Linked DNA regions of Homo sapiens: region 2 is linked to region 1. A link is an interaction called in ENCODE POLR2A ChIA-PET data of the cell type or tissue named here. Cell type or tissue: A673. All regions are shown on one strand. Each heading gives the region's core, and the rest is flanking DNA. Links, peaks and the distances in the headings are about the cores only.

The links. ChIA-PET counts read pairs that join two places held together with the same protein. Peaks named below come from ENCODE experiments on the same cell type or tissue, not always from the same donor. Only the 100,000 strongest peaks of a DNase experiment are listed, where the experiment ranks them.
Region 2: POLR2A ChIA-PET joins it to region 1 with 8 read pairs; 11 of 35 experiments call an interaction of 5 or more read pairs at or near these places.

Annotation. Positions count from the first base shown.
Region 1 is chr2:202,432,908-202,437,308 of GRCh38, forward strand. All of the region lies in intron 1 of BMPR2 (bone morphogenetic protein receptor type 2), which reads left to right. Among named protein-coding and RNA genes, the nearest start is that of BMPR2, 59 kb to the left of the region's middle. In A673, for the core only: no CTCF peak of the experiment used is centred there; no DNase peak of the experiment used is centred there.
Region 2 is chr2:202,378,914-202,383,314 of GRCh38, forward strand. The region is part of intron 1 of BMPR2 (bone morphogenetic protein receptor type 2); the gene reads left to right. Among named protein-coding and RNA genes, the nearest start is that of BMPR2, 4.8 kb to the left of the region's middle. In A673, for the core only: no CTCF peak of the experiment used is centred there; no DNase peak of the experiment used is centred there; H3K4me3 peaks cover 1,283 bases; H3K27ac peaks cover 833 bases.

The sequences.
Region 1 (4,401 bases), core at 125-4,124:
GTTAAATCTACTTTGTTGTTTTGAGGTTTGACCTGGCCTTATTCCATATATAGCCATCTGCCAGCTGGTAAGGTGGTATCTAGTAAGGATATTTAAGAGTGTTGCCTTGCCAGATCTAGCCGTAAGCAAGTCCTATATCTAAATTAACCTTTGAGGCTGAAAATCATATAGCCATCTGCCAGCTGGTAAGGTAGCATCTGTCTAGGATGTTCAAGAATGTTACTTTGCTAGATCTAGAGGCAAGCATGCTCTCTGCTAAATTTCATCTTTACTGGACCTCCAGGATCTTTAGGACTTGTATTAGTCAGGATTCTCCAGATAAACAGAACCAATAGGAGTAAGTAGATAGGTAGGTAGGTAGGTAGGTAGATAGATATATGTATAGATAGATACACAAGGGGACCTCAGAAAGTTCATGGAAAATGCATATTATGAAAAAACTCTGCATGTTTTTCAAAAATTTTTTGTGCCAAAATAAACTTGAACAGGATCTAGTTTGAGGCACTAAGGAAGGCTAAGACATCAGTTTGAAAAAAGCTCCTATCAAAGCAACATGAATTCTACTAAAATTGAAGCAAGAACAAACATAAAATTTATAGTGAAACTTTGGTAGAAGAATGGTGAAATCATTGATGCTTTACAAAAAGTTTATGGGGACAATGCCCCAAAGAAATCAGCAGTTTTACAAATGGATAACTCGTTTTAAAAAAGGACAGGACAGGCCGGGCATGATGGCTCATGCCTGTAATCCCAGCACTTTGGGAGGCTGAGGCGGGCGGATCACGAGGTCAAGAGATCAAGACCATCCTGGCCAACATGGTGTAACCCCGTCTCTACTAAAAATACAAAAATTAGCTGGGTGTGGTGGCGTGCGCCTGTAGTCCCAGCTGCTCGGGAGGCTGAGCCAGGAGAATTGCTTGAACCCGGGAGGCAAAGATTGCAGTGAGCCAAGATCGCACGACTACACTCCAGCCTGGCGACAGAGCGAGACTCTGTCTCAAAAAATAAATAAATAAAAAAGGACAGGACAGTGTTAAAGATGAAGCTTGCAGTGGCAGACTGCAAGGAAATTTGCAAGGAAAAAATTAACCTTGTTTGTGCCTTATTTGAAGGGGACAAATGATTAACAGCAAAAACAATAGCGAACATCACAGACATCTCAAGTGATTCAGCTTACACAATTCTGGCTGAAAAATTAAACTTGGGCAAACTTTCATCTCATTGGGGGCCAAAACCATTGCACCCAAATCAGCTATAGACGAGCAGTGCTTTCAATGGAATTTTTAAACAAATGGGATCAAGATCCTGAAGCATTTCTTGAAAAAATTAAAACAGATGAAACATGTCTTTACCAATATATCCTGAAGACAGGGCATAATTAAAGCAATGGCTACCAAGAGGTGGAAGTGGTCCAGTCAAAGCAAAATGGACTGGTCATGGCAACAGTTTTTTGGGATGCTCAAGGTATTTTGCTTGTTGGTTTTCTGGAGGGCCAAAGAATGATAACATCTGCTTATTATGAGAATGTTTTGAGAAAACCAAAGCTTTAGCAGAAAAACACTAGGGAGAAATTTGTTAAAGAGTCCTTCTCCACCATGACAATGCTCCTGCTCATTCCTGTCATCAAACAAGGGCAATTTTTAAAGAGTTTCAATGGAAAATCAATATAGTCCTGATTTGGCTCCTTCTGACTTCTTTTTGTTTCCTAATCTTTTTGTTTGTTTGTTTTTGAGATAGTGTCTTGCTCTGTCACACAGGCTGGAGTGCAGTGGCTGGCACAATCTTGGCTCACTGCAACCTTGACCTCTGGGGCTCAAGCGAGCATCCTACCTCAGCCTCCCAAGTAGCTAGGACTACAAGGTGTGCCACCATGCCTGGCTAATTTTGTTTATTTTTTGTAGAGATGAGATCTCAGTATGTTGCCCAGTCTGGGCTCAAACTCATGCCTGGTGACACAGTGAGACTCTGTCTCAAAAAAAAAAAAAAAAAAAAAAAAAAAAAATATATATATATATATATATATATATATTTATTTATTTATTTACGTCTATAATCCCAGCAATTTGGGAGACTGAGGTGGGCAGCTCACTTGAGCTTAGGAGTTGCAGACCCGCCTGGGCAACATGGTGAGACCCCTTCTCTTCAAAAAAATTCAAAAATAAGCTGGATAGGCTGGGTGTGGTGGTTCCTGCCTGTAATCACAGCACTTTGGGAGGCCAAGGCAGGCAGATCACCTGAGGTCAGGAGTTTGAGATCAGCCTGGCCAAGATGGTGAAACCCCGTCTCTACTGAAAAAAGACAAAAAAATTAGCCAGGTGTGGTTGTGGGCATCTGTAGTCCCAGCTACTCCGGAGGCTAAGGCTGGAGAATTGCTTGAACCCATGAGGCAGAGGTTGCAGTGAGCTGAGATCATGCCACTGCACTCCAGCCTGGGCGACAGAGCCAGATCCTGTCTCAAAAAAAAAATACATATATATATATATATATATATATATATATATGTTTTTGTACAGTTATACAGTATGTTCGTGTTTTAAGCTAAGTGTTTTATTATAAGAGTAAAAATGTTAAAAACAGTTAAACCACAGGTTAAAAAGTTTATGAAGTAAAGTTAGAGTAATCTAAGGTTAATTTATTATCAAGGAAATAAAAAACAAAAGTAATGTTGTCTAAGTATAGTGTTTATGAAGTCTACAGTAGGGTACAGTAATGTCCTAGGCCTTCACATTCACTTACCGCTCACACACTGACCTAGAGCAAGTTCTAGTCCTACAAGCTCCATTCATGGTAAGTGCCCTATACAGGTATACCATATTTTATCTTTCATACTGTATTTTTGCTCTACTTTTTCTGTGTTTAGATACACAGATACTATTGTGTTGCAGCAACCTACAGTATTCAGTGGAATAGCTATACAACTATCCTATAGTCTAGAAGTAATAGGCTATATCATATAGCCTAGGTATGTAATAGGCTATGTCATCCAGGTTTCTCTAAGTACACTCTATGATATTCATACGATGAAGTCACCTAACAACAAATTTCTCAGAACATATTTCTGTCATTAAGCCACACATGACTGCCTTAAGTATTGTTCCATGAAATTTTTATTTTAGTTTTATGTTTACCTTTGCATTTGGTCATGATTCAAAAAAGCATTTCTTATACTATGTTTCTTTCTATACTAAGTTAACTATAAAATGGTACATCACTGGTAATAGTGATAATAAACCGGCCATTTTCATGAAAACTTAGTTTTATCTTGGCTAGGCACAGTGGCTTACGCCTATAATCCCAGCACTTTGGGAGGCTGAGGCGGGTGAATCCCTTGAGCCCAGAGTTAGAGACCAGCCTGGGCAACATGGTGAAACCCCGTCTCTACAAAAAAATTAGTTGGGCATGATAGCCTGCGCCTGTGGTCCCAGCTACTTGGGGGCCTGAGGTGGGAGGATCACCTGAGCCTAGGTGATTGAGGCTGCAGTGAGCCCTGATTGTGCTACCGCACTCCAGCCTGATGGATAGAGTGAGACCCTGTCTCAAGAAAAAAAAACAACAACAGCAGCAACAAAAAAACCCACAAAAACAAAAGCCGAAAAGAAAAGGAAACTTAGTTTTATCTTGACAAAGATATCTAATTTGCTTCTAAGCTTTTTAAATTGAAACAATGCATGGCCTATCTTTTGAATTTGTGAGTTTGCCACCCCTGAAAACATCTAAGTAGATCATCTGTCAGAGATGTTACAGGTAGGATGAATTCCTGCTTTATTATGGAAAATTTGACTTCTAGTTCTTTCCAAGTAATATTTTATAATTCTAACTTATATATGTGGTCCTATTCCTAGAAAATGATGTATTCTTTTCATACAGTTTTTCCAGTGGTACTGAAAATAACCTCAGCCCGAATTGGCTTTGTTAAACTTGGAAGTTTTTCAAGAAACATGACTCTAGAATTCTTTACTAGGTCTTCGCAAAATATTTCGCCTTGCAGTAAGAATTGTGTTCCTCTCATATCTCTTTTTTTCCTTATTTCCATGCTTTCCCATTTTATTCACATGGACAATTTTTAGTCAATTAGCATTTATTTTGGGGCTTCCTCAAAAACTCTAAATTTTTTTTTTGAGATGGAGTCTCGCTTGGTCCGAGGCTGGAGTGCAGTGGCGTGATCTCGGCTCACTGCAACCTCTGTCTCCCAGGTTCAAGCGATTCTTCTGCCTCAGCCTCCAGAGTAGCTGGGATTACAGGCGGGCGCCACCACGCCCAGCTAATTTTTATATTTTTAGTAGAGATGGGGTTTCACCATTTTGGCCAGGCTGGTCTTAAACTCCTGACCTCATGATCCACCCGCCTCTGCCTTCCAAAGTGCTGGGATTACAGGCGTGAGCCACTGCGCCCAGCCAAAAA
Region 2 (4,401 bases), core at 231-4,230, 54 kb before region 1:
TTATTTGTTATTCTTAACCTTTTTAGAATATAGATTCTCATTTATGATGACGTGCTCATAATATTGTGATCAGAACTGATAAAAGTAAGAGAAAAAGCATTTATTTAAAAATAAACTTAATTTTTGTTTGGTAATACAATCATCTTAGAATAGTGTCTCTTAAAAGGGAGAGAGTAAAAGAATCACTGCTTAAAAGTGGTTGTAGTCTTTTTTTTCTTTGGTATTGCATAGCACCAGATGACAAAATTTGTGAAGCTGGATTTCAGACCTGTAACAGTAATGATAATAGCTAGTATTTATTAAGTGCCTGCCATGCACCATCAGCTATTCAAATAACTTTACATATATTTTTTCATTTCGTCTTCATGACAATTCTATGTTGTAGGTTATTATCATTCCCCTTTTCCATAGAGGGAGAGTAAAGTACAGAGAATTTGAATAACTCACCACACAGTCAGTAAATTATGGAGCCAGGATTATAGTGTGCGCCCTCACATACCACATTAATGGTAACAGCAGCACTAGCAGCAACAACTTCTCATCTTATTGGATATATGAGATGGAGTAATTAGCCTTCACCAGATCAACCTTTGTAAAGAAGCAGGGACACTTACAAGGTGTTAGTGCAGCAGTGGTTATGCAAATGTCGTAGTTCTGAACATGTAAAACTTTGCTTGGCCTAATATTGAAGTGGCTAGTGCAGCTTCATTAAGTGCAAGCTGATTAGAGAGGGCCTGTGTGGATTTGGGTTACACAGATGCAGTGATGTTAACTCGACAGGCGCAAATGGTGCAGCTGAACAGGAAAATAAATCCTAGAAGACTGATTGATAGCACATCCTTTTTCGGGGTCATGGATAAATCATTTCTTTTGATTCCCTCTTTCTCACTTATTGAGTTCTTGGACTCCTTAATTCTTAGAACATTTTCTTTCTTTCTTTCTTTCTTTCTTTCTTTTTTGTTCAGACAGAGTATCACTCTGTCGCCCAGGCTGGAGTGCAGTGGCACGACCCTGGCTCACCACAACTTCCGCCTCCCAGGCGCAAGTGGTTCTCCTGCCTCAGCCTCCAGACTAGCTGAGATTACGGGAGCCCACCACCATGCCCAGCTAATTTATTTTTATTTTTTGTATTTTTAGTGGAGACGGGGTTTCACCATTTTGGCAGGGTGGTTTCGAACTCCTGACCTCGTGATCCACCTGCCTCGGCCTCCCAAAGTGCTGGGATTACAGGCATGAGCCACCACACCCCGCCTAATTCTTAGAACATTTTCTATGCCCCCCCCAAAAAAAAAAACAACTTATGAAAAATAAGATGTGCTGGCTTGGTTTATGAATGAATTCTTAATAAAAGAATACAACACAGCTATTATTTAAAGGTCAACTTCTGTAATGCGTTTTAAATAATTCACTTGATTAGATTGCAATTTTACATACATCTCTTGAGGAACACACACATTATATAAAGTAAGATTAATCTAATGTTAGTGAATATTACTGAGTAACTGAAGTTTAGTAATCTTCATTTTAGTTTTTCTCAAAGTGTGGGTACTGCAACAGAATTACCTGGGGTTCTTGATAAAAATGCATATTTTTGGCCCTATAGTCCAGATGTACTGAATGAATCTCTCTGGGAGAACCCCCGCAAAGTCTCACTCAAGCAGGTGCTTGAGAAGCACTGCTTTATATCATCAGTCCTGATTGTTTGGATTTCTTTCTTTTTTTTTTTTTTTTTGAGTTTTGCTCTTGTTGCCCAGGCTGGAGTGCAATGGTGTGATCTCGGCTCACTGCAACCTCCACCTCCCGGGTTCAAGCAATTCTGCCTCAGCCTCTCGGGTAGCTGGGATTACAGGCATGTGCCACCACTCCTGGCTAATTTTGTATTGTTAGTAGAGACAGGGTTTCTCCATGTTGGTCAGGCTGGTCTTGAACTCCTGATCTCAGGTGATCTGCCCGCCTCGGCCTCCCAAAATGCTGGGATTATAGGTGTGGGCCACTGTGCCTGGCCCTGGCCCTGGCCCTGGCCCTGGCCCTGGCCCTGGATTTCTTTCTTTCTTTTTTTTTTTTTTTTTTTTTTTTTTTGAGACAGAGTCTGGCTCGGTCACCCAGACTGGAGTGCAGTGGCGCCATCTCAGCTCACTGCAACCTCTGCCTCCCGGGTTCAAGTGATTCTTCTGCCTCAGCCTCCCAAGTAGCTGGGACTACAGGTGTGCACCACCACACCCGGCTAATTTTTGTATTTTTAGTAGAGACGTGGTTTTACCATATTGGCCAGGCTGATCTCAAACTCCTGACCTCGTGATCTGCCTGCCTCTGCCTCCGAAAGTGCTGGGATTATAGGCATGAGCCACCACGCCTGGGCTGGATTTCTTAAATATGGTGATTCAGTGACATTTTGCTGTGTAATTATTGGCAACCACAAAATCTTAGTGGCATGCAACAATAGGCATTTATTCTGCTCCATGTGTCTCTTTCTGGGGTCCAGGCTAGAGGGAGAAGTAACATCTATCTGGGGGAGGCTTGTGTCATGGCATTGGCAGAAGTGCAAGAGGCCAAGCCCAACCCTACCAGCACATTTCCAGACTCTGCTCTCCTAACATCCCATTGGCTGACCGAGTCATATGGCTAGGCTAAGCTCAGAAACAAGAGGTATCAAAGTACACTTTGCCTGTGATGAGGCTAATGTAATATTTGGATATATAGTACTATTGCAGAAGAACGAAGAATTGAAATTCTCAGTAGACCACATATAACCAGTAAGATGGTCCAGAAGGGAGGCTTTTCTTACCCTTTGAAGAGGGCCAACCTCTTAATTAGTTTTTTGCATTAAAATGATATAAACTTTGGTCTCTACAAAAGCTATTCTGGCATGTGGGATGATGTGATAGTAGTGGTATTGATGTGGATGAGTAGTGAGGTGAGAGATAACTGTTCACACAAGACAAAACCTTTCCTTCATTAAAGGCCAGTTTTTTTTTTAACAAAAAGAGAAGAAATTGAATATTGATCTCTAATGGGTAAATTCTAACCATTAAAAAAATACTGAGTGGAATCTGTGTGAATCAGTTAATTTTATAATTGGCCACACCACTTATTTTGGCACCTACTCATAGATTGCTGTGCTGCTGGATATCAGTTTTTGTTTTTGTTTTTTTTTTTTTTTTTTTGAGATGGAGTCTTGCTCTGTCACACAGCCTGGAGTGGAGTGGCACGATCTCGACTCATTACAACCTCCACCTCCCAGGTTCAAGCCATTCTCCTGCCTCAGCCTCCCGAGTAGCTGGGATTATAGGTGTGCACCATCATGCCTGGTTAATTTTTGTATTTTTAGTAGAGATGGGGTTTCACTATGCTAGCCAGGCCGGTCTCGAACTCCTGATCTTGTGATCCACCTGCCCTGGCCTCCCAAAGTGCTGGGATTACAGGTGTGAGCCACCACACCCGAAATTTTTTTATTTTTAGTAGAGATGGGGTTTCACCATGTTGGCCAGGCTGGTCTCAAACTCCTTACCTCAGCTGATCCACCCACCTTGGCCTCCCAAAGTGTTGGGATTACAGGTGTGAGCTACCGCACCTGACCAGGTATCAGTTTTATGTATTTGCCTTGTCCTTCCTACTGATAATTGCTTCCAGAGGACAGTATTCATGTCTGATTAGTTTTATAATTTAGTAGACATTTAAGAAATACTTAGTGAATGAATAATAAATAGGAATTTCAACCAGGAATATTCTAGGGTTGTTTATTGACTCAAATAACACACCAATAACTTTTTCTTTGTCCTAGTTCCTTCAACTATAAAGTATGTAGTTTAAGAGGTATAGTGGGAAGACCACTGTTGGGAGTTAATGAGACCTAGATTCTATATGATTCCGGGCAAATAGGTTACTTAACATAGTTTTCTTACTTGTAATAATATGGGGTTGTACTTGATCATTTTGAAATACAGATTCATGGGTACCCCACTAGACCTACTGAATCCAAATCTCTGGACAACGAGCCTGGGAATCTGCCTTTGATGCCCTCATCAGCCAGTAAATTTTAGGTACCTTTGAGAACTACTGGATCTAAGATTCTTTCTAACTCTCAAGTTCTATAACTTTATTTCTACTTTTTGTGGTAATTACTACTTAATCTATATCTTTTATTGCTTAATCTGGTAAACATTAGGAACAAACATTTCTTAATTTGTGCATTAAGCAATTACCCAAAATCTTTTCCTTTTAAAAATTTGCAGTGTGGCCTGGGCGAAGTGGCTTACTCTGTAATCCTGGCACTTGGGGAGGCCAAGGCAGGCGGATCACTTGAGGTCAGGATTTCGAGACCAGCCCTGCTGTACAAAAAATACAAAAATTTGGCTGGGAGCTGTGGCTCACACCTATAATCCCAGCACTTTGGGAAGCCAA